2 separate regions of the Homo sapiens genome follow, and region 1 is linked to region 2. A link is an interaction called in ENCODE POLR2A ChIA-PET data of the cell type or tissue named here. Cell type or tissue: PC-9. All regions are shown on one strand. Each heading gives the region's core, and the rest is flanking DNA. Links, peaks and the distances in the headings are about the cores only. Region 1 has its middle 24 kb from the start of MTPN. Region 2 overlaps SLC13A4 (solute carrier family 13 member 4).

Evidence for each region. Peaks named below come from ENCODE experiments on the same cell type or tissue, not always from the same donor. Only the 100,000 strongest peaks of a DNase experiment are listed, where the experiment ranks them.
Region 1: POLR2A ChIA-PET joins it to region 2 with 10 read pairs; 2 of 35 experiments call an interaction of 5 or more read pairs at or near these places.

The regions. Positions count from the first base shown.
Region 1 is chr7:135,996,642-136,006,637 of GRCh38, forward strand. It overlaps a transcript of LOC105375523 not described here. Among named protein-coding and RNA genes, the nearest start is that of MTPN, 24 kb to the left of the region's middle. In PC-9, for the core only: no CTCF peak of the experiment used is centred there; no DNase peak of the experiment used is centred there.
Region 2 is chr7:135,710,094-135,720,089 of GRCh38, forward strand. All of the region lies in intron 2 of SLC13A4 (solute carrier family 13 member 4), which reads right to left. Among named protein-coding and RNA genes, the nearest start is that of SLC13A4, 13 kb to the right of the region's middle. RefSeq lists an enhancer at 4,512-5,378. In PC-9, for the core only: CTCF peaks have their summits at 970 and 1,169; DNase peaks (open chromatin) are centred at 4,638 and 6,748; H3K27ac peaks cover 2,139 bases.

The DNA of each region.
Region 1 (9,996 bases), core at 628-8,627, 290 kb after region 2:
TTCTCTTGATTGAATAAGGCTTGGAGCATAATATTTCTGTTTTAAAGATTATACCTATACATTTGTTCTTTCTTTGATCTATTTTATGTCAAATTTTTGTTCAATAACAAATCGTAAGATTGTTCTTATGAGAAAATGTGATATTTTATGATGATTCATTTTATTTTCTATCCCTAGGCACTGTATAGTAAAAATTTGGAACCACATATATGTATATTTTCTTTTCTTTTCTGTTTTTTTTGAGACAGAGTCTCACTGTGTCACCAGGCTGGAGTGCTGTGGCAGGATCTCGGCTCACTGCAACCTCTGCCTCCAGGGTTTGAGCAATTTTTCTGCCTCAGCCTCCCGAGTAGCTGAGACTATAGGCACACGACACTATGCCAGCTAATTTTTGTACTTTTTGTAGAGATGGGGTTTCAGCATGTTGGCCAGGATGGTTTTGATCCCTTGACCTTGTGATCCGCCCACCTTGGCCTCCCAAAGTGCTGGGATTACAGGTGTGAGCCACCACACCCGGCCTATGTGTATGTTTTCTAGTAAATTTGGGGAGGGTCCAATTGTAGTATGACCCCTTCTCTACCCCTCAAAATATGTAACTATGCAGATTCATTCTCTGGGTAGGAGCAAGTGTAATACAGATTGCATGTTACAGATATGCTGATTTTGTAGCTTAAAGCGAATACTTAACTGGCATGCATGCCATGAGACAGCCTTGTCATGGAGGCCTATACTTATTAACCACAGGACAGTAGATTGTGGAAAGGAGTTCGGAAGGAAAAGAATAATGGTAAAAACAAACATCCTATTGTTTTATAGATTGTCAAATGCTTTTACATGATTTCACGTGCACATCAAACTTACCCTATGAAGTTGGTTTTGTTTTAAGTCATTTTGCAGTTGTGGAAATGAAACAGAGAGAGATTCTGTGACTTTCCAAGGCCATATAAGCCGTAGGTGGAAGAGCTGGATGTCCATGATGGCTTCAGGACTATACTGTTTAGAAAAATCAGGGGAAGACATACATGGGTTAGTAAGCACTGGAGTTGTGTTCATTAAAGTCCCCAGTTTCAATGCACATAATTGAATAAATATGTTTCAGAATTTTCAGAACAGGAGATCTGGGTGTGGCTTCATCTTCCACAGTCCACGTTTGAGGATGAGATCAGAAAGAATCTTGCTTTAATGACCTGGCAGCCAGAAAATATGTCACTAGGCCAGAAGTTGAGGAGGAAGAGTTATGGAGTGAGAAAGGAAAACTGGAAATGCCTATGAAAGTCATTGTATTCCTATCAGAGTGCTCAAACTCCAAAGTATTGACATTTTGGGTCAGATAATATTTTGTGGGGAGCTGTCCTGTGCATTACAGGGTGTTGAGCACCGTCCCTCGCTTCTACCCACTAAGTGCCAGTAACATTGTACCTCCTCATCCCCAGTTGCATCAGCCAGAAATGTCTCCAGGCATTGCCAAATGTCCCTCAAGGTACAAAACCAACCCTGGTTGAGAACCATTGATTAAGATGAATCAGACTGAATTGAGTAACCAAGACTGTATGCTTCAACTTTACCTACTGCACATGGATTGCACATGGAATTTTCTTCCCCCTCACAGTGTTGTAAAGTATTTTTTAAAGCAATGAGATAAACTTACCAAATGTATGCTTATTGGACAACTTTCTACAGATGGATATCATTAGGGAAAATAAGAAAGGCCATTATGGTCTTAAGGAAAAAAGACTTTGGGGAAAAATTCCAAATTCTTGAGACACTGGAGTAGAATATTATCCAAGGCAGAAACTTTCTGAGTCTCCTGCTTTTACATCAAATGAGGCTGTTGGTAGGCATGTAAAATGGTGTAATCTTTTTGGAAGTCCATTTGGCCTTGACTCTGCTGTCAGAGGCTCCTTCTCTAATGTATGGAAGAGCCTCTACTTCATATCAGTCTCACTGGTACCAATCACAAAAGCTCAGAACCACTCATTCCAAAGTTTCTGTTGAGAGAAACTCTCATAACTGTCCCCTAGAAAAATAAAATAAAAATACCACAAGCAATAAGATTTTGAACCTCTTCTAAGGAGGTCGTGAATAGAGACAACTTAATTTTTAAAGGGCAAGAGGCTTGTAGTATTACAGCTTCCAAGTGTGGAAAGGGCACAAGGCTTAATGGAGAAATATAATATGCAATTAATGATTTGCTGGTGAAGGAATCCATCATTGTAAAAATAAGGACACCAAATAAATAAACCAAACAACTAGTATCTTGACCATTGTTTTATCCCAGCTTCAAAACTACCATGTAGACCTAGAAAGGAATATAATGAGAGATATAAATCCTTGCCTTGAGAGAACTTATCTGCAGGAACTTATTGAATTTTTAATATGTGGATTAAAAAATCATGTTCAACAAGGAGAAATCATTAATGGCTATTCTAGTGGACATTTGCTTTTAAAATTATTTTGGCTGTCCAGCGTGGGAATGCTCATCTTATGTTTTGGAAATTACCCTTCCAATGAGTCTTGGAAGGAGGCAGACTTGCCTGTAACCATAGAAGAAGAAAATGCCAAATACCAGCTCTTCAGGCATATCTCTGAGACCTAGCCTTCATCAATGTGATGGAGCAGGCTGAGAAACCAGCAGTGTTCTTACAGCCTACCAGTGATGTGCGCGCTGGAAGAATCACATTCTGTAGGAGCAGCAGCTGGAGGAGGACTGAGTTCCTTAGGGTAGCTGGCCATGTGCAGCATCTGGGACTAGGGGCGTTGGCAGACCAAGGGGACAGAGGGTTCTACCTTGTGATTTTGGGTGTTGTTATCAGCTGCACAACTCCCTGTCCATTTTCCAGTTCTTTCAGTGATTCTGGGAGTCACCCACTATGTTTTTAATAGATTCCATTTTCTGCTTAACTCAGCTGGAGTTGATTTTTTCTTGCCTGCAACTAAGAACCCAGAGTGATACAATCATTAGCTTGTAAGAATTACATTAACAGCCTTAGAAGTGGAAAATTTGTTTTCCAAAAAAAAATTCGGTTATTATAGTAGTGATAACAATAATAATAGCTAACATTTCTTAAGTATGTACTCTGTGCCAGGTGCTGTTCTATAAAATGTTCACCTATTAACTCATTAAATCCTGACAATAATCCTATAAGCAAACTGAGACACAAAGGAGTTCAAGTACACAAATGGTAAAAATGCAGACTTAGGCTTTGAATCTGAGCATTTTGACTTCAGGGCCCATACTTTTTTTTTTTTTTTGAGGTGGGGTCTCTCTCTCTGTTGCCTACACTGGATTGCAGTGGCGTGATCCTAGCTCACTGTAGCCTTGAACTCCTAGGCTCAAGTGATCCTCCCACCTCAGCCTCCTGAGTAGCTAGATAGGACTACAGGTATGAGCCATCATGCCTGGCTATTTTTTTCTATATTTTATTTTTTTTATTTTTAGAGATGAAGTCTTGCTATGTTGCCCAGGCTTGTTCATGCTCTTAACAGTTATCAAGTAAGAATCTGTCTACTTTGCTAAGAAACTTCCTTTTCCATAGCTTTAATATTTTTTTCAGATTTCATTAGGGAAAGAATCTCTATTTCTTCTTTGATAATTTCTAACACAAGACTTTATCTTTCACAGTGAGGAAAAAGGGGCTACACTGGCATAACTCAGCCAGAGTAGAGTAGGGTCTTCATCCTTTCACTCATTCATCCACTCAGCAAATATGTAATAGCTGCCTGGGGTAGGCAGACGCCAGTGATATTTGCCTTCATCCTTTCACTCATTCATCCACTCAGCAAATATGTAATAGCTGCCTGGGGTAGGCAGACGCCAGTGATCTTTGCCTTCTGGTGTTTATGTTGTTGCATCATCCTCTCTCCTTGAGTGTGTGCTGGCCTAGTGACTTGTTTCTAACCAGTAGAATGCAGCAAAGGTGATGAGATATTACTTCTATGATAGTTTACATAAGATTGTAACTCCTCTCTTGCTGTTTCCTTCTTGGCTTGCACACATTGATAAAGCAAGCTGCCACAAAATGAGCTGCTATGTTGGGGTGGCAAAGGACTGGTGGCAGCTTTCAGCCAACAGCCAGCTGGGTGCTGAGGATCTCCTTCCAATAGCCCTTGAAGAACTGACCTCAGCCAACAACCATGTGAGCTTGGAAGCAGATCCTTTCCCAGTTGAGCTTTCAGATGAGATCCCAGCCCTGGCCAATACCTTGATTGCTGATCTGTAAGAGACACTGAAGCAGAGCACATGCCCAGCTAAGCCATGCCCAGGGCTCCCGACCTCACAGAAACTGTGAGATAAGAATTGTGTGGTGTTTTAAGCTGCTACATTTATAGTAATTTGTTATGCAGAAATACATAATGTATGTAGTACTTTTTTGTGTGTGTGGCAGTTTTTCTAGATAGACCAGGTCCCTGACCTCATGGAACTTTTGAAAGAAATGAACATGATAACTTCAGGTAGTTATTAGAGCTTTGAGGAGAATAAAACATGGTGATGCTATAGAGCTATTCTCTCTAATGGGGTAGGCCCTACCCATACACAGGGCTATTTAAATTAAAATGAAATAAAATTAGAAATTCAGTTTCTCAGCCACAGTTACTTGGTTTTAAGAACTCAGTAGCCACATGTGCCTGGCTGGTGGCTACTGCATGGAATAGCACTTGAGAACATTTCCATCATCACAGGAAGTTCTACCATGCAGAGCTATTGCAGAGAATGACTTGAGGAATGAGTGGCTTCTCTAAAATGAGAAGCCAGGGGCCAGGTGCAGTGGCTCACACCTGTAATCCAGACACTTTGAGAGGCTGAGGAGAGTGGATCACTTGAGATCAGGGGTTTGAGACCAGCCTGGTCAACATGGTGAAACGCTGTCTCTACTAAAAATACAAAAATTATCTAGGTGTGGTGATGGGCACCTATAATCCCAGCTACTTGGGAGGCTGAGGCAGGAGAATCACTTGAACCTGGGAGGTGGAGGTTGCAGTGAGCTGAGATCTCACCAGTGCACTCCAGCCTGGGTGACAGAGTGAGACTCTGTCTCAAAAAAATTTAAAAAAGATGAAAAAAAAATGAGAAGGTAGGGAAGGCTTCTCTGAAGGGGAATTATTTGAGGCAAGACCTAAACGATAAGAAAAAGCCAGACTTTCCAAGCACAGCTGCATTGTAAATTAAAAATAAATAAAATAAAGAAAAAGTCAGACCTGCAAAGATCTGGAGACGGGATGTGCTTGGCAGAGGGAACAAGATGCATGAAGATGTACGGCAAAAACCCTCAGGGTGTATTTGAAGACAGTATGGTTGGAACTTAGGTGACACAGGAGAAGAGGAATAGCAGTGATGCAGGAATGGGAAGCTAAGGGGCCAGGTGGTGTAGGTTCTTGGGTCCAGGTTAAGGGTCTTGAGTTGTACTCCATGTACGATGGGAGGTCACTGGAGGTTTTAAGCACAGGAGTAACGTTATGCTATTTATGTTTATGTTCTCAACAGATCACTTTTTCTGGTATTTGAGTAGATTGTTGGAGGTAATATTCAACAAGCGACTGCTTTTTTGGGAAAATATATTGATCATTTAGAAGACTATTTCAGTAGCCCAGGCTGACCTGGGCAGTGGCCATTGAGTTAGAGAAATAGACAGATAAATGATCTATTTTAGATGTGTGACTGGCAAGACTTGATACATTGGATGCAAGAGGGCAGGAGAAAGGGAGGAATCAAAGATTATATCTACAATTTTGATTTGAACAAAAGGTTGGATGGTGATAGGAAGAGGAAAGACTGGGAGAAGTACAGGTTTGGAGGGCAAAAGTGAAGGGTTCTCTTCCAGTTGTGTTAAATCTGAGATGCCTTTTAGATACCCAAGTAGTCAGGTAAAGTAGGCCATTGGATATGCACCCAGAGTGCAGAAAGGTCACAGCTGGAGATATAAACTGGGAGTCGTTGGGTTACAAATGCCACATAAAGCCATGGGACTGAAGGACATTTCCAGGGAAAGCACAGAGATGGAAGTGAGTCTGAGGGCTCTGTTGGAAAAGGAGGGAGAAAACAGAAGAACATTGTGTATACCACATAATCTTTCTCTCCCTTGAACCTCATTATTCCATAAAGAACTGGGTTAGTATTAAAAAGATCAACTCCTAGGATGGAGCTCAGCTAGGCTTTTGTATAGCAATAGCTGTCTGGTATTTAAAACACAAAACTGGGGCCTGGAGGTGGTATAGAAGGGAGAGGAATTAAACTGCAAGTAAACTCCAAACCATGTACCATGGAGGCCTAGAAGGGTCATCTCTTCAACCCCATCTGTGTCTCTTCATCCCTGATTCCTCAGGTTCTAGCCACAGTGGTGTTTCAGGTGCTCAAATATGCTAATCTTTCTACCTCAGGACCTTTGCACAAACGTCTTCCTTTGGCTGCTTCTTTTTCTCCCCCTTTCTTGGCCACTTGAACTCTAGCAAGTCTCTCTTGTTTTTCTGTCTCAGGAATTTTTATTGTTTCCTATATGGTTCTCATTACAATTTACATTCTTTCAACTTTTGGCTGCCTCTCCTAATAGAATTGCAGTTTTCACAAATGAAGAAATGATTTATGTATTTTTTTAACCTGTTAAAATCCTTTGTGCTTGGGGATAAATACTTGTTAGATGCATGACCTCACTGCCTGGGGATGAATATGGTTGTGTGAGTGAACTTATTCATTGAGTGTTAGACACTATAAGTTGTGTAAGTGGGTTTGTCTTATTTAAGCCTCTCAGTTCTGTGGTATAGATATTTTTATACCCATTTTACAGATGAAATGATAGGTTGAGTAACTTGGTAAAATTCACACACCTGGTAAGTACTAATAGCAGAAGCAGCATTTGAAGCCAGAGCCAGGTATTCTAAAGTACGTATACTAGAAGGGAACGGGAATATGAGGGCAAGCTCGGAGATGCAAATGGAATAATAGGCCATACGAGAAGACTCACTGCCACCCAAGTCCAAGGGGACTGCTGATTTAAAGAAATCAGGGCAAAGGCAGAGTTTCAAAGGGGCAGTGTTGTGGTGGTGAAGCATGAGATGTGGGTATATTGTTCAACAGAGCGGTTCAAGAACAGGATGGGGAAGAGTGGGAAACAGGCCTTTTCTTGGAGATAGGGCACAAAAGAATCAGACAACTAAGTCAGTACTAGTTCATTGACTGTGGTAACCAGGCCACTTCTTTCTGCCACCCGGGAAAAATAGAGGAACTATGAGCATTAAGAAATCTGGTAGATAGGCCCGAGATTTTTAGGGGGTAGTCATCTTTCATGCATTTATATCATTTATTATCATATATTTGTAAGATTATTTGATTAACATTTGTCTCTCTGTAGATTTCATAAGGGCTATTTATTATTTTTTGCTTCACTCACTGTTGTATAATAACACCTGGCCGAACAGCATTAATAGAGATCAGTAAATATTTTATGAATGAATAATAGACAAATGATAGTAATAATAGGAAACACAGTGCACATATGCTATGCTCAAGGAATTGTTTAAACACTTTACACATATTAACTCAGTCCGTTCTTACAATAACTCTATGAGATGGGTACAATTATTTTCTGTATTTTATAGATGTGGAAACTGAGGCACAGAGAGGTTAAGTCAGTCATCCAAGGTCACACAGCGAGTCAGTGGCAGAGCTGGAATGGAACATTGTTCTGGAGACCATGCTTTTACCATTTTGCTACACCACCTGTGAACAAATGAACACATGCACAGATGGCTGTTCTAAGGGCCACTTGGCGTCTCTGCTTTTGGACAGAGACCATTCTAAGACTATTTCAAAGCCAGAATTTTCTTTTAAAGATGAAGATTGCTAATATCCTGTCTGTCTTGTCTTTTATAAGATCTATAAAGGGAACCGTTGGCCCGCAGAGAATTGGATGCATAAGGTAACCAGCTGAAATGCAGCAGGACAGAATAGAGACTGGCGGGAGGGGGACACAGCAAATAACAGCTGACTTTGGAGTAAGGAAATTCCAAGATTAGAACTTAGTACCAGTGTAAAGGCAGAGGAAATGGAAATGGAGGCCCCCTCAATTGTAAGTCAGACATGTAGAGCTGGGAAGGGCTTTGCAGGAGTAAATGGAATAGCATTTCCTAAACACGCAGGTTTTTTTTTCTTCAGACATAAAGTTAAAAAGGTACGGAATGAGAGAAATTCAGTTTTAAGTTAGCATCAGAATGAACACATATGTACTTTGTTTCTTGGTTATAAAAAAGAAAACTTTGGAATAAAATCTATTTTTAAATGTTATAATAACTGGCCAGGCATGGTGGCTCACGCCTGTAATTCCAGCACTTTGGGAAGCCAAGGCAGGTGAATCACTTGAAGCCAGGAGTTCGAGACCAGCCTGGCCAACATGGCAAAACCCTGTCTCTACTAAAAATGCAAAAAATTAGCCAGATGTGGTGGTGCACACCTGTAGTCCCAGCTACCAAGGAGGCTGAAGCAGGAGAATTGCTTGAGCCTGGGAGGTGGAGGTTGCAGTGAGCCAAGATTGCAGCACTGCACTCCAGCCTGGGTGACAGAGTGAGACTCCATCTCAAAAAACAATAAAATAAAATAAAATAAAATAAAATGTTATAATAACAGAGTACGTGTAACTATATATAGAAATACTATGAAATGTGATTGTTAATTTTATTGCAATACTAGACTGTTGTGTTCATTATAGGAAAGAATGATCGAGTTTGAGGTGTAATGCTTTTAAAAATTCATTTTCCTTTTTCTATGACTATGCTTCCATTTCCCAATCTATTACTGATACTGAGAGTTTTAGCTGACTGAGGCCATTTAAAATAATATAATTTAGTCTTCCACCTTACTCTGAAACCCACACTGAAAACAAATATTTCTTAAAAAGCAATTACATTTATGTGCTTATTACCTGCCACATATATATTATAAAAGTTGATTGCTTTATGTAAGAGAAGTTAATCTGAAATCATTCTTAGCTAAATGTAATATTCTCTGTACTTGTTAAAACAAGCAAAATAAAATGGCAGGAGCAATATAGTTTAAGCATTTTTTTATTGTATGTTTGGCAAACTATGAAAATTAACATTTGGAAATTCTTTTGCTCTATTGAAACCTTGTTATTGCCTAGCCATGATAAAGGTAGAAATATGAAAATATTCTAGATTGTTACATTTTATGACTAAAGTACAAAATTATAGAAATAAATAGAAAGGTACACTTTGGGAGGCCGAGGCAGGTGGATCACAAGGTCAGGAGATCGAGACCATCCTGGCTAACACGATGAAACCCCGTCTCTACTAAAAATAAAAAAAAATAAAAAAAAATTAGCCAGGCGTGGTGGCAGGCGCCTGTAGTCCCAGCTACTCGGGAGGCTGAAGCAGGAGAATGGCGGGTGAACCCAGGAGGCGGAGCTTGCAGTGAGCTGAGATCGTGCCACTGCACTCCAGCCTGGGCGACAGAGCAAGACTCCGTCTCAAAAAAAAAAAGAAAGAAATAGAAAGGTAATAATAATAACAATATTTGTAGAGAATTTTGTAAAATATTTTTCACATCTGATATGGTTTGGCTGTGTCCTCACCCAAATCTCATCTTGAATTGTGGCTCCCATAATTCCCATGTGTTGTGGGAAGGACCCCATGGGAGGTAATTGAGTCATGAGGGGGGGTCTTTCTTGTGCTGTTCTCCTGATAGTGAATAGGTCTCACTAGATCTGATGGTTTTATAAAGAGGAGTTTCCTGCACATGCTCTCTCATTTCCCTCTTGCCTGCCACCATGTAAGACATGCCTTCCACCCGCCGCCATGATTGTGAGACCTCCCTCGTGGAACTGTGAGTCCACTAAACCTCTTTTTCTTTATAAATTACCCAGTCTTGGGTATGTCTTTATCAGCAGCATAAAAATGGACTAATACAACATATATTATTCTTATTTAATATGTAGAACAGCTTCAGGGAGTTGGTAATATTATTTTTATCCCAGAGTTGAGGGAGTAGAG
Region 2 (9,996 bases), core at 778-8,777:
ACTTCTAATTGAAAAACCCTCTTAAAGTGAGAAAACAAGAACATTTTTAACTGCAGCAAAAATAAAAATTCAACAGGAAAGGAAATACATAGTAAAATACATAGCATTTGAAATAATATGTACATGATCATACTAATTTTGATTATTGAATTAACAAAAATTGTGATTGAGCATATTGGGAGGATGGTAGAAGGCGAAGTGGGGGATGTAAAAGAAAAAATCTTCCCGGGAGGCAGAGCTTGCAGTAAGCCGAGATCGCGCCACTGCACTCCAGCCTGGGCGACAGAGCGAGACTACGTCTCAAAAAAGAAAACAAAAAACAAAAAGAAAAAATCTTCATCTGCTATAACAAGAAGTCAACTGATAGCCGCTTAAAGTGAGAACTCAAGGACTAATATAAGAATATCATATGGGAATGGAGCTTAATGACAGAAGAAGCTGTTAACAAAGTTACAAGTTATTGACTCTGAGGGTGGGGTGGGACTTGGTAGGGGGGGAAGTGGGAGGGATGAGGAAAGAGACTGCTGACTTTTCATTATAAGCGTTCAGTATTAAAGTATTTGATTTTTAAACTTTGTGCACGAAACACTTTGATAACATCAAAACCAAAATAAAGGCAGGCTGCTCCATCTCTCCTTTCTCTCTTTTGCCCTATGGACATTTCATTGCATCTGGTTGATGAGGGTTGTGTAGGAGAAGGGACATCTGCCCTCACTGTGACCATTTCCTGGGGGGAAAAGCCCCTGCTTCTGGTTAACCCAGTGTTTGTCTCTAAGCCCATTCCTCAGCGGACTACTGTCACGAATGCCCCCTGGGGGCAGGGAAGGCCCCCTGCTCTGGACAGCTTGTGACTCCGTGGCAGAGTCCACTCTGAGAGGGCGGTGATCATGGTGGTGGGGGCGGGGGTGGGGTTGGGGGAGCGGCCCCCTAGCGGGAGCAGGAGGCACTGCAGGATTGTCCTAGGGAAGTGGTTGAACTTGGAGGTTCAAGGGCCTTTCTCACTGCCTGGTTACTTTCCCAGGCTTTGTGGAGGCGGCTTTGTGGCACAACTGGAGCTTTATTTTCTTGTCTACCGAGGAGAGAAACCCACAGAAGATGCGGGACCGTTGTGGGAGATGGTCTTTCCACCAGCCCCATGACACAGCCCTGCGAAGCTTTTCAAGTCAGTGCGACTGGGGTGTCTTTCCCCAGGGACTGACTGACAAGAGCTACGTTTTCTGCCTCTATCATATCCCATTCTAGAACACCGGTTTGGCTGTGATGGCCTTTTAGGATGCTCAGTGCCTAAATGACAGGTAGGCCACTTTCTCTGGGTTCCACTTGGAGGCAGAGGAAAGCAACCAGGAATATGGAGAGCCTTCTAGTGCCGGCATTTTGCATGTTGCATTCACTTTCTCATTTGAGCTCCACAGCAGTGCTATGAAGCAGCACTATCCGTATCTCAGTTTACTGATGAGGAAACTGGGGGTTTAGGGAGCATCTCCCAGGTCACAGTGTAAGGGCAGAGGCAGGATACCACTTCAGGGCCATCTGAATCCGAAGCCTCCTAGACAGCCTGCCACACGGTGAGCCGACTGGAAACCCCCATCTGATTCAACTCTAGGGGGATTTTCTGGGTCTCCCAGACAGCATGAGCTGGCACACATTTCTTGTCGTGTTTTTGTTTTTGTTTTTGTTTTTTTGAGACAGAGAGTTGTTCTGTGGCCCAGACTGGAGTGCAGTGGCGCAATCTCGGCTCACTACAACCTCTGCCTCCTGAGTTTAAGCAATTCTCCTGCCTCAGCCTCCCAAGTAGCTGGAGCTACAGGTGCTTAGAAAAACTAAGGAAACCTCCTTAGTGAAACCACTACACCTGGCTAATGTTTTTGGATTTTTTTTTTTTTTTTTTTTTTTTTTTTTTTTTTTTTAGTAGGTACGAGCTTTAACCAGCTTGTTGGCCAGGCTGGTCTTAAACTCCTGACCTCAAGTGATCTGCTCATCTCAGTCTCCCAAAGTGCTGGGATTACAGGCATGAACCATTGCACCCAGCCCACTGGTACACATTTTTTATCTTCATTTATAATCGCAGTCCTGACACTGGCCTTAAATGCCCAGGGCAGGGCCAGTCTGAACTCCAGGCCCAGCTTCAGTGGGATATTGGCTCTGTGCTGGGTGTTTGGTGGGCTCAGCTCTATTCTCATGTCTTTCCTGCTCCCTTGTAAGTGATACTATGTGCTCGGGAGACACGGCCTGGGGCTCAGGATATAGTTTGTGATTACAGAGGTAACATCACTGAGTGGGGAAGAGGGAGGACTCTGGAGTCAGCCGGGACTCCACTGTGTGACCCTAGACAAGGTATTCAGCCTCTCTGGGCTTCATTTTCTCATCTAAAAAAAAAAAAAAAAAAGGAAGGAAGGTTATGTGAGTCCCTACCTCATAAGGTTATTACAGAGATTAAATGACACGTGCAAACCAGCTGGCATGGCCTGCCACATTGATGGCCAGGATCCCTGGTGACTCTTCCTGTTGTGAAGTGCTCCATCTAAAGGCTGAGCTGGTTTGAGGCCATTAGCACACAGAGTGGGCTCATCCATGCACAGAGCAAAGCCACAGGGCTGCTTTTTCATTTTTAGAAATTAAAATTCTGTTCAGTGGTGTTGTTTATTAGTTTTCTAGCCCATTGATTTTTCTTTCACAATAACACCTGGGTTATTCAGAGCCTCCCAGGGAACACCAGACTTCCAAGATTCTCGAGGATGATTGTTATTGTTTTCTAGAGTGTGTTGCAGATTTCCTGCCTTTATCAACAGAGCCTGTGCATTCTCCCCGGCTTCTTGTGAGACATGTGCCAACTCTCCCCATCATAGCCTCTGCCCAGGGAGCCTCTTATCGCTCTTGCCCTTGGCTAGCTGTCCAGGCTGCTGGTCCTTCTCTGGTCCCTGGGTCTGCATTTTGCTGGTTTCCCGTCTCATTCTTAGGCGGCTGCATTTTCCCGATGTGAGGATGCTTGCCATTAGCATTCCTTTCCCCATTTTATAATTTCCCAGACTCACATCCTGTGAGCTGGGAAGCCAGATAACGAAGATTGTTAGAGTTTTTTGTAAAGAGAAATTAGATTCTAAATGGCTGTTCCTCCCCAGGAGTAAAGTGCATGGATTTTAGGACATTTGCATGGTGGTTTGATTGCTTTTTCTGCTTTTCTGCTCTGTGGTTTTTCTCAGTATGCCACATCACTGAACTTGGAGAGCAGAGGTGTTTCTGGACTGTGTTTTAGGAAAGATGGGCTCAAGGAGGTCCCCTTGACAAGGAATAGCTATAGCAATCTTGGGCTCTGAAGTTCAGATGAGTTACCTGCTATTGGACAAGCTAATGAACCTCTGTACCTCTGTCACCAATTTTTTAAGGGCCACAGTGATGCTACATAGCTAATTTAATCTGCTGTGACATGGGCTTTACACATAAGATAATGCAGGTGGGCTCTTATTTTTTTTTAATTATGTGTTTTTTATTTTATATATTTTTTGAGACAGAGTCTCACTCTGTTGCCCAGGCTGGAGTGTAGTAGCCTGATCTCGGCTCACTGCAACCTTGGCCTTACAGGTTTAAATGATTCTCCTGCCTCAGCCTTCCCGGTAGCTATGACTACAGGCACCCACCATTGTGTCCGGCTAATTTTGTATTTTCAGTAGAGACGGGGTTTCGCCATGTTGGCCAGGCTGGTCTTCAACGCCTGACCTTGTGATCCTCCCACCTTGGCCTCCCAAAGTGCTGGGATTACAGGTGTGAGCCACTGTGCCCAGCCTCATCTGAACAATTTTGCAGTGAAATTCTCTGAACCCTGGGAGCAGATACCTGGCCTGGCTCCCGCTCAGTGCTAAGCTAAGCCCTGCCAGGGCTGAAGCCCCACAGGACTCCATTCCAGTTAGTGTCCAAGCAGCACAGCCAAGCCAGCAGTGTCTCCTTTCCACCTTCCCTGGGGGCAGGAATGCTGTTTCTGCCGGGTAAGCCCCTAGCAGGGGCTCAGACACCCTTCTCATCACCTGATTTGCATTCCTGGTTCCATCTGTTTTATATATTGAGTCTTCTAAGATTTGGTTTAAAGAAAAGGTTTCATTGCTTAAAAAAACATTCTTTGCAAATCCTGCCCTAGAGAAGTCTAAAGTAGAGAGACCCAGATGGGTGCTGGCATGACCCAGAAGCTGGCCCAACTCCTGCATGACTGGAGACACTGATTCATAACCGCCACCACCCCTGCCCAGTTTCTTCTTTGGGACTGTATGAACTACCCAGATGGGGAAGCTGAGGCAAGGGTCTGGGCTCTGAGCCACGAGCCAAGGGGCTGCTGGTCAGGTGGTGGTTCACAGGGAGCTGCTCTTCCCCCCAGAAACATTAGCTTGGTCTCGAAAGGCTGCAAGGTCTGTAGGCTCCCACTGAAGGCCCAGTGTGGAGCTCAGCCCTGGGGCTGCGTCTGGGTGGCTGAGGGTGAGGGCAGCCTGGGGTTCAGGCAGGTGGCCAGCTGGATGTCCAGCCCACATGCCCACGGGCCCGCATGCAGAGGACCGGTCAGCCTCCATGGCGAGGAGAGATGGGAAAGGCAGAGCTGAGAGTGCTTTATGAAATGCCCCCAGGCTTACTCAAACAGAGAAAGTCAGGGTAACGAGTCAGAGGGCAGGAATCTGGCGGGTCAGAAAGATCAGGAGCCAGCAGGGAAGCGGATTGATGACAGCCGACTCCGGCGGCACCAGGCGGCAGCGGCTGCGGGTTATCCCAGCGGGCGCAGCCTGTACTCCTCTCCTGCCCCTGCGGGAGCTGGAAGCTGAGTGACACCAGCCCGAGGCCTGCAGCGCAGGGCCAGAGACCGCTGGCTGGGCCCAGGTGAGAGTGTGTGTGAGTGTGTATGTGAAAGTGTGTGTATGTGTGTGTATATGTGAGTGTGTATTTGTGTATATGTGAGTGTGAATGTGTGTGAGGGTATGAGTGTGTATGTGAATGTGTGTGTGTATGATGTGTGTGTATAAGTGTATGTGTGTGAGCGTGTATGAGTTTATGTGTGTATGCGTGTGTGAGAATGTGTGTATGAGTGTGTGAGAGTATATATGTGTATATGGGTATATAAGTGTGTATGAGTGTATGTGTGCATGAGTGTGTATATGTGAGTGTATGTGTGTATGTGTATGTGTATGAGTGTGGGCATGTGTATGAGTGTATGAGTGTGTGTGAGTGTACGTATATCTAAGCATGTGTATGTGTGTGAGTAAGTGTATGTATATGTGAGCGTGTGTATGAGTGTATGTGTATGAGTGTGTGAGTGTGTATGTGTGAACATGTGTGTATGAGTGTGTGTATGAGTGTGTGAGCGTGTGTATGAGTGTGTGAATGTGCATTAGTGCATATGAGTGTGTGTATGTGTATGTATGAGTGGGTGTGTAGGAGTGTGTATGTGAGTGTGTGAGTGTGTGCCAGTGTGTGTGCTGGGGAAAGGATAGAGACAAAGAGCACATGCAATTACTTCCTGAAGTACACCCTAACCCTGGGCCTCCTGGAGAGCTGTTTGTTCCCAATCCCCAATATCCAACCCATGCTTTCTACTTCACCGGAGAGCCCTGTGGTGCCCACCTCTATGCCATTCTCCTATAGACAGTAAATCTTAGTTAACTTGATTGACACAGGTATCATGCCCAGGCTATAAACTTTTGGAGCAACACATTAGAAGGGGCTTAGAGGACTTCAGAGGCAGATATAATGACGGTAAGTGAGAGTCACAATGGAGCCAAAATAAAAACAAACACACACAAACCTAAAATACAGGACTAATCAGCAGAGGAAGTAGCAGCTGGATGCTCACAAGATCATAGAGGGACCTTAGAGTCCAACCCATCTCCCAAGGCACAAAGTCTATGTCTAGTGTATCTGGCATGGTCATTTGGCTCAGACATCTAGGGACAGGAACACAAGGACCACACATGGCAACTCATGTCAGAGTTTTCCTTTATACAGAACGGGAAATTCCTTTATGGCACTCTGACTCTGGTTCTGGTGTGACGCTTTGGGCCTGGAGTGTGGAGCCATGGAAGCCTGGACTTATGGAAGCCTGGACTTATGTCCCCTTAAGTCTTCTCTTCATTCCTCATGTGACTCAGGCTCCAGCTTTTTAACATCCTGGCCACCCACCTCTGGATGAGCTCCTTATCCAGAATTTGATGTACTGGACACATCATTTATTAATTTTTAAAATTAAAAAAAATTTTTTTAGATGGAGCCTAGCTCTGTCATCCAGGCTGGAGTGCAGTGGCATGATCTTGGCTCACTGTAACCTCTGCCTCCTGGGTTCAAGAGATTCTCTTGCCTCATCCTCCTGAGTAGCTGGGACTACAGGCATGCACCACCATACCCTGCTAATTTTTTATTCTATTTTATTTTTAGTAGAGATGGGTTTCACCATGCTGGCCAGGCTGGTCTCAAACCCCTGACCTCAGGTGATCCGCCTGCCTTGGCCTCCCAAAGTGCTGGGATTACAGGCGTGAGCCACAGTGCCCAGCCCATAATTTATTAATTCAACGGAGGATTTTGGTCACATTGCCTGGGGGGTTAAGAGCTCAAGTTCTGGAATCATACAATCTTGGATTCAAGTCCCAGCTCCACCACTTAGTAGCTGCATAACCGCGGGTAAGTAAGTTACTTAACCTCTCTGAACTTCAGTTTCCTTCTCTTTAAAATGAAGATAAAAATAATAGCACCTTCACGGAGGATTAAGTTATATAGTGTGTGTAAATGACCTCCCACAGTGCCTGGCATATGGTAAACACTTGGAATTTGGCAGCCACGTTGGACTGATGGTGACTCATGCTGAGCCTGTACTTAGCTAAAAGCCAAGGGTCTTTTTCGCATGAACTGCTGGCATTTATCCTTATTAGACTTCATTTTGTCAGTTTCAGTCCATTGTCTCTTCCTGTCCGCATGTCTCATTCTGCCACCGTACATTAGCACCGTACATTAGCCAGCTAGCGCATCCAACTTAGCCATCTGCAAATCTGATAATAAGCCTTTTATATTTTCAACTGCAATCTCACCCTAATCTGATGCCAACATGCTATTCAAGATTCTTTAGGTTCAGCTGTTCACCCAGCCCTCAAGTTACTCAACTGTGCTTTCTCATGGAGCCCACTCTGACTCCTCTGAGTGAGAAATTCTTTTTTTCCCCCCTGGAAATTTTGAAGGCTCCAAGGAAAAAGTTAAATTATATTTAATAACTTCTGTTTCAAAGACCAAGGAAATTATAAAACCCATTAGAAAGACTGTAATCAAAAATTAGTCAACATGAAGTTTGGGCAGTTGGCAGTGTAAATTTTATTTATCTAGAACATCCCCTCTTGAGGAGTTGTATAAATCCTCCACAATGCCAGAAAACGAGGCATCACTTCATAGGGCATTCTGTATTTTTCCACATGGTTTATACTTTCTCTCTACTAAAATAGAAACTTCTCCGGGTCAGGAGCCCTTCTGTCATTTTGTATCTCTTATCAGCACCTGAGTCTGAGCTTTGCACACAACTCCTAATACCCACTGGCTGACAGATCACCACTGTAAAAATGAACCATTTATATGTACTTGTGATGGTTAACTTTGCATGTCAACTTGGGTGGACCATGGGGTGCCCAGATTAAGCATTGCTTCTGGGTGTTTCTGGATGAGATTGGCATTTGAATCAGTGGATTGCCCTCTGCCATCTGGACAGACATCATCCAATCTGTCGAGGGCCTGACTAGAACAAAAGGCAGAGGAAGCAGGAATTTGCCTCCTTTTTCCAGTCTCACCACCTGGGCTGGGACATCTGTCATCTCCTGCCCTGGGACTGGGATCTACACCATTGGCTTCCCTGGTTCTTAGGCCTTTGGACTCACACAGAGTGACATCAGCAGCTCTCCTGGGTCTCCAGCTTGCAAGTGGCAGCTCATGGGATGTCTTAGCCTCCATAATTAATCAAGTGAGCCAATTCCTACACACACACACACACACGCGCGCGCGCGCACGCGTGCGCGCTAGTCTCCTCTTCGTTCTGTTTCTCTGGAGAAACTGCAGAACATATCCAGCTTCAGACAGTGAGAGCTCAGATACGAGATTCAAGAGGGGAGAGATGACATTTTGTTTATTTTTGTCACCCTCAGGGTACCCATATCATCCCATGTTGCACCTGGTAGATGTAGAACTGAGAAAATACTGTCTCTAAATGTTGAATGAATAACATGAGGGAACCCAGCCACAGTCCCAGAGTCACACTGATCCTATTCACGTGCCTTCCTTCCCTCACTGAAGATGACATTACTGACACATTGTCAAGAAACACTGCAATCAAGAGCTGTGAATGAGGGCTGATGCAAACATGGTGCTGGGCTACAGACAGGCCATAGACATAGACATTGTACATCCCAGAGAGCATGAATCTCGGTGGGGAGAGCACATGTCTATGAAAAGTTTATATCTGGTGTATCTGATGCACCATTTAAAAGATAAAGACATGAAATAGGCTCATTGAGAAGGGATCAACACTTTCAGCCTTTGGTCATTGGAAGGGCTTCACCAAAGAGAGTAATTGAGTAGGACTTTAAAGGTCAAAGAACGGGAGAGAACTTTCCAAAGTGGAAGAATAACCCAAGTCGCAGTAAGAGGATGGTCAAGAAGTAGATGGGTTTGGGAAATGACAAGGATTTGGGGGCTCCTAAAGAGCACCAGCCTAGCTTCCCCCTGTGAGCCATGGCACATTCTGGTGTCATAGTGGTGCATAGGTGGTTGTGGAATAGGTGTTTTCTCTGCAAAGTTAACTGGCTTACAAAGGGCTATAACCCATGTGCTCTGCCTTACTGGCATTTCCCTCTAATCTGAGCTAAGAAGGTCAGCTAAACAGACTATATTTGGACTAAGCTGCTCCCTGTAGCCCAACTACTAAATATCATCATCAGCCAAAGCCACGTCATCAGGCAGGTGGATTCGGATTTTTCACCTCAAATGATAAGACGTGCTTTCTGGCTCCTCCAGCCCCTAGCAATAGTGACACACAGTCCCTCCCTGGACAGTCTTCCTTTATTTCTCACAGAGTCCTGTTACCCTCCCAAGCGACTGCCTCTGCAGACTCTCCTTACGGGTTTGGCCTTCCTCTCTGGACAAAGGGGCGTCCCTCGGATAACTGTTGCCTGGCAACATCTCTACTGTGCCCTTGGAGAAACAGAGACACTGTCTGCTTGAAAGCTAAGGCATGCTGTTGGCTTTTGGGCTGCCTATAGTGAAATACAAAGATTAGGTTTCTTAATTAATAGTTTTCTCACTTTAAAAGGTTATTTAGGATTCAGTTCTTTCTAAACATCATTTTTTTTCCTCTACCCTCCACTTTCAAGCCCTGCCCTTGCTGGTTTTAATTTCACAATTTTAAAGAGAAGCCTGGAGAACAAGCTTGTATAGCTCTCTTAAGAAAAGTCACATTTAGGTTGCTTTTTTCTTTAGGCAGACACAAAACCCCATATTACCTATTCTTTTTTCACGAAAGAAGAGGGGGCAATTAGAACAACTGCCTGGTGATTCTGGTCACAGATTAGCTTTTACATGGGTCCCCACGATATTGGGGTTGTACCCATCTCCAGGAATGAAAGCACTGCTGAGAGCTTTGGGGATTCTCTTCTTTTTGGTGAGCCTGAGGCTATGGCTACTCAATGCCACATGTGTGTGTGTGTGTGTGTGTATGTGTGTGTGTGTGTGTGTGTGTGTATAGCCACACACACGCATATATATATGTGTGTACAGATAGATAGATAGAAAGAGGAAGGAAAGAGAGAGAGAGAGGAGAGAGAGAGAGACGGGCCCAGGGGGAGAGAGACAGGGGAGGGAGTTGGGGGGAGAGAGAGAGAGAGAGAGAAAGAGAGAGAAAGAAAGAAAAGGAACCTAAAAGCAAACAAAAAACTAGTCAGTTAAATCTATCCAGTAGAAAGACAAAGTGTTCATTTGCAGTGAAGTACAACTATTAGAGGA